Regions from separate parts of the Homo sapiens genome. Here region 2 is linked to region 1. Evidence: read pairs that join two places in POLR2A ChIA-PET (ENCODE). Cell type or tissue: CD4-positive, alpha-beta T cell. All regions are shown on one strand.

Evidence for each region. ChIA-PET counts read pairs that join two places held together with the same protein. Peaks named below come from ENCODE experiments on the same cell type or tissue, not always from the same donor. Only the 100,000 strongest peaks of a DNase experiment are listed, where the experiment ranks them.
Region 2: POLR2A ChIA-PET joins it to region 1 with 12 read pairs; 6 of 35 experiments call an interaction of 5 or more read pairs at or near these places.

Annotation. Positions count from the first base shown.
Region 1 is chr16:30,333,476-30,335,975 of GRCh38, forward strand. It overlaps the pseudogene SMG1P5. Among named protein-coding and RNA genes, the nearest start is that of CD2BP2, 21 kb to the right of the region's middle. RefSeq lists a silencer at 1,307-2,126 and an enhancer at 2,357-2,456. In CD4-positive, alpha-beta T cell, no CTCF peak of the experiment used is centred here; DNase peaks (open chromatin) are centred at 1,333, 1,856 and 2,366; H3K4me3 peaks cover 2,004 bases; H3K27ac peaks cover 682 bases.
Region 2 is chr16:30,064,195-30,066,694 of GRCh38, forward strand. ALDOA (aldolase, fructose-bisphosphate A) reads left to right here and starts at 1,566. Exons shown (of 10, transcript NM_001243177.4): 1 at 1,566-1,733. It overlaps LOC112694756 (uncharaterized LOC112694756), which reads left to right. Exons shown (of 14, transcript NM_001365304.2): 5 at 1-54; 6 at 230-311. RefSeq lists an enhancer at 617-1,397 and silencers at 1,394-1,663, 1,704-1,883. In CD4-positive, alpha-beta T cell, no CTCF peak of the experiment used is centred here; DNase peaks (open chromatin) are centred at 1,007 and 1,457; H3K4me3 peaks cover 2,500 bases; H3K27ac peaks cover 2,500 bases.

The sequences.
Region 1 (2,500 bases):
GAAAAATAATAGAAAATCCATTGTCATTCATTTACCACCTGATTTGTTAGATGCCAGATAATCAAATTTCACACATTTCAATAAAAAGGCAAAACTAAGCATGTCAATCATAGGAAGAAAAATACTTAACTAATTTTATTTAAAGCACTCACAAACTCTTAAGTGGTACAAGACAAGCCAACGCTGTTTATCGAACAATATTTTTTTTTACGACTAAACATCTCAATTCTAGACTCAGGCACTAATTATTAAAGTCATCTAGTTATATACACCAATTCTCAACAGACACAGTTTTTTTTGGAAAGGCATATTAAACAGACTAAGATGTGTACTACCCATTAGCCAAAGATAATTTTATTGATTTTTCTAATGAGTCTTCAAATGTTACATTCTAACATCTTAGCAAATTATTTCCAAATACTGCTGGAATTACATGTAACTATCAGGAAACAAAAGGGCTTCTCAACAACTTGTGCGTTCTACATTATCTGGCCAGTTTCCGGACAATTATAATACAATTGTGCTCCAAAGCAGGAGAGTTCCATGAATCAATTGCCCCTAAAATATATTTCTGTATATTTAAGGAGTTCTAAGCATTGGGTTAAATTCCAAACAGACTCTGAATACAAGCATTTATTTAGTAAGAGAGGTTAGAATAAATCAATCCTAAATTAGGCACAGCTACCCTCCCCCCATTGATCAAAAAGATAGGAAATTACATTTATTTAAAAAGTTAATGTTCCTAATATATTCAAATCTAACTAAGCCCCAAAACGGTCTGAGATCAAATCCTCCATAAAAGAGGAAATTCTCTAGACTTCTAAGTGGGTGCCCAAAGAGTTCACTCAAGTGTCCAGGTATGAATTACGATTCACCAGAGTAACCGGCCTTGCACTTAGGGAAAACTTCCATCGCCCAAGACCAGAGTGGGTCGATCCCATCAACAGTCACACAATCTCATCTCATGCTCCACTAATGAATGTTCTGCCTAAAGTCAGAGCAATGCCTTGGCTGGAGTTTTGTTTTGGTTTTTTCAATATTAACATGTGGGGGTCACAGAAAGGAACAGAGGCTACAAGAGCTCTCACGTGGCGGCTGAAAGACTGGGGAACCGAGAAAGTGAATGAGTAACAGGGAGGGTCCTGGACTCTCAGGATCTCCCAACTCGGGGTCAGGGGGAGGCGGTAAGTGGAATGCCCCCCCCACCACCCCCGCCTCTTTCTCACCTCCTGGTCCCGACCCTAGGTCAGTGCCACCGCCGGGAGCCCCGGGGCTCGGCTTCAGCCCCGGGCTGAACAAGCAGGGAGGGGAGAGGCACTTAGGCCTCGCCTCCCCGCGGCCTTCCTCCCCTAGCCGGGGAGGAGGAGACCCAGGAAGCCGCGCCCGGCTCCGGTGGGTGGAGGGCCTAGGCCGCGCCTCCCAGCCCCGCGGCCCTAGGCCTCGGCCCGCCCGAGGCGGAGCCCGGGAGGTCGGGGCGGGGTCCCGGGCCGGTCACCCACCTGGGTTGCCAGTCATTCCAGCTCCGCGAATAGTTGGTGCCGCCGCTGCTCAGCCGAGACCCCGGGGCTCTGCGGCTCATTACCTTCCCCGACACGACATGGCCAAGCGCCGCCGCCCGAACCGGCCGCCGCCGACACCCCGCTCCGGCCCGGGGCTGAGGAGGAAGCCGAGAAGGAGGAGGAGGAGGCGGCGGCGGAGGGCGGGGGAAGAGGACGGCCGTTCCGGGTTCCGCCTGAGCCCGCAGGGCAGGACGAGGGAGCGGCGCGGTGAGAGAGGCGGATGAAGGCGAGGCGACGTCTCTTCCAGGGCCGTGCGCGGCCCACGACGCTGGGGCCCCGGAGGACGAGGAGGACGAGGAGCAGGCGGTGGCGGCAGCTCCTCACGCTCACACGGCCACTGCTTCCCCGCCTCCCGGCTCCGCCCGCCGCGCCGCCGCTGTCGTACGGCAAGCTGGGAGCGAGAGGCGGGGTCGGCCCCGCCGGGCCTGGGGAGAGAGGCGGGTCCTGTCGGCGGGGCGGGGCCGATAGCAGGCAGCCCCGCCCCCCACGGCCCCAGGCTCTTGGACGGCGAAGCTGGGCATGGTGGTGGGCAACTGTAATCCCAGCTACTCAGGAGGCTGAGGCAGGAGAATTGCTTGAACCTGGGAGGCAGAGGTTGCAGTGAGCTGAGATCACGCCATTGCACTCTAGCCCAGGCAACAGAAGTGAAACTCTGCCTAAAAAAAAAAGAAAAGAAAAGAAAGAAAGAAAGGTGGCCCCGTTAATGTTTATGCCAAGACAGCCGGCATGACCTGGAAGTGTCCCAAGCCACAGGGCATCTTGTTTCCGGGGAGGATGAATGAATCAAATCGCACCTATTTTGAGGCAAGCAAGGACTCTGTGACTTCAGGAGCCCTGGTGGGTGGACAGAAGCTCCCTGCTCCCCCAGCCTGTCTACCCAGCAGCGCTTTGGCCAGTCCCATTCCTGTACTTCTGAGCCTGCCTGTCAGTCCCTCCTCACA
Region 2 (2,500 bases), 270 kb before region 1:
ACGCAGGGGTGCCTCAACCACACTCCGTCCACGGACTCTCCGTTATTTTAGGAGGTGAGTGTAGTGCCAGTATCTACTCTCCTTCTTAAAAAAAACCAGGGCTCCAGAGAATCAGAACAGCCACCATCACCGCAGGGAGTCAAGGGAGGAGGGAGATTAGAGAAGGAGCCAGGGAGGGTGGCAGGGAGGCCACGTGATCCGAGTCCCCTCACCCCTTTCCTTCCCACAGGTCCCTGGCCAAAGATTTATTTCTCTTGACAACCAAGGGCCTCCGTCTGGATTTCCAAGGAAGAATTTCCTCTGAAGCACCGGTGAGTGGGCAGGGGCTCCCTCCCCATCAATAGGGCCGACCCAAGTCTTCCTCCCCCTTCCCCCATGCCGGGCCCCACGATAGTGTGAATGTCAGGGGCTTCAGGTTTCCCTAAATATAGGTCCCTGCCAGAGGATCCGTGGCGGGAAAAGGGCAGGGGTCATTAGAGAAGATCGGGGACACATGTGGGGCGGGCAGGAGCTGCCTTATAACCAGCCCGGGAACCCCTAGCTCACTCGCTGCTGACCAGGCTCTGCCGGCTCCTTCGGCCTCGCCGCAGGTGGGCCCCTTGCAGGACCGGGCCGGGGTGGGGATGGGGTTGGGGTTGGGCCAACAGGGTCCAGATGGGGTCCAGGTGAGGAGGGGAGATTTGGACGATAGGAGCAGGGGGCTCAGCATCTGGGAGGCAGATCAGTTCGGGGACGGATTTTCTTTTGGAGAAGGAAGTCAGGCTCAAGGAAGACGTTTGGCAGGAACTGTGACCCCGCATGCCAGAGGCCGAGCAGCGGCCGGTGCATAGCCGCGCATTCTGGTTTTCTGTGGCGCAGAGGACTACCAGCCTGGCTGCGGCGGCCCGGCGGAGAGCGCGCACGCATGCGCGACCCAGCCCGGCCTGCCAGCCTGGAACTCGGATGGGGAGGTCTCGCCTCCGCGCGCCGCTAGTTCCGCCGCCTTCTCGCGCTCCCTGCGTGTCCTCTCGATGCCCTTTCCTCCGCCTCCCTTACGCCTGGGCCAGTGACAGGGTGTCGGCTCCGCGCCGATTCAGCCCGCGGGCGAGGCAGGCTAACGCACGACTGCGCGATGTGGCCCCTATGGTGACACGCGCTGCAGCCGCGAAGACCGGAAGCTGGGGCGGCCCCGGGCCGCGCGCGCTGGGCCTGGGAGGCGAAACTCAGCTTCCTTCGTTTCCGACTTTTCCATCCGCGTCCTCCACTTCCCCGTTCCGCCCTCCCCCATTGCCAACATTCTGGCTGAGTCACGGCGCCCCAGAGCGCGCCAGGCTGGGGGAAAGGAGCAGAAGGGAGGGCCCTAGCGACCCGCGGGATGTGGTCCGAGTCACGTCCGAGGGGGGTGGGGAGGGATCGTGTTCTCGGCGCCCGCCCCTTCCTAGCGCGGCCTCTGGGCTGCGCCTCTCGGGGGCGGCCCGTAGCCCAGTCCGTCGCCTGCCATTGGACGCCGCCCGCTCCTCGTAAAGGAAAAAGCTCGGCGGAGGGCGGAGTGGTGCCTTTAAAAGGCCGGGCGCCGCCTTCCGCCTGCCCGCCTCCTGCGCCGCCCCTTCCGAGGCTAAATCGGCTGCGTTCCTCTCGGAACGCGCCGCAGAAGGGGTCCTGGTGACGAGTCCCGCGTTCTCTCCTTGAATCCACTCGCCAGCCCGCCGCCCTCTGCCGCCGCACCCTGCACACCCGCCCCTCTCCTGTGCCAGGTGAGCGCCCCTCTTCACGTGCGGGGACCAGGGACCGTGGAGAGGGATCTTGGGGGCAGTGGCGGGTTGGGCGTCCGCGTGGAGGCCTCCCCCATCCCATGCCAGCGTCTCCCCACTACCAGGCACACACAGGCTCCCCGGCCCCTCCAGCCTGAGGTCCTCTAACTGCGCAATGCAGCGGCTGCGCGCGCTGAGTCATGGCGGGGGAGGAAGCCGGACGAGATGAAGGACCATTCTCCCCCTTTTCTTGCAGGGACCCCTGTGGCAAAGGATTAGGGCCCCTTAGCCCTGGCGGGGATCCTAAGAGGCAGTGAGGGGTGGGGGCCGGCCCATGTACAGCCCCAGGGTTCTCGCAAGTGGGAGCTTGGTTTCTGTCCTGGGAAACGGGGCGCCCTTCGCGAGGAGGGAAACCCCTCCGCGGTGCTTGATGCCCCCTTAACACTTTCCCTGTCTCTCCTTATCGGGCGACCTTGATTCTGAGCCCGGAACAGCTGCAGCCATGCGAAGCGACGGGAGCATTTTTCAGGGGAAGGCGCTTGCTCCTCCACGTTCTTGCCCCGTAGGAACAGTGACGATGGCAAAGCTTACCGCTTTCCTCGCCTCGGGCTAGGGCTTGTTCCGCCGCCCTTTCCTGGGCTTCTCCTTGCTCTCTTATATTTTTCCTAATGCCCCTTTCCTACCACCCGCCCCCTCCCTTGTGGGGAAAAGCCTGACCTTGGGATGTCCTTGAAGCCTTGGAGCCCGGGCCAGCCCTGGGATCTTGAGGG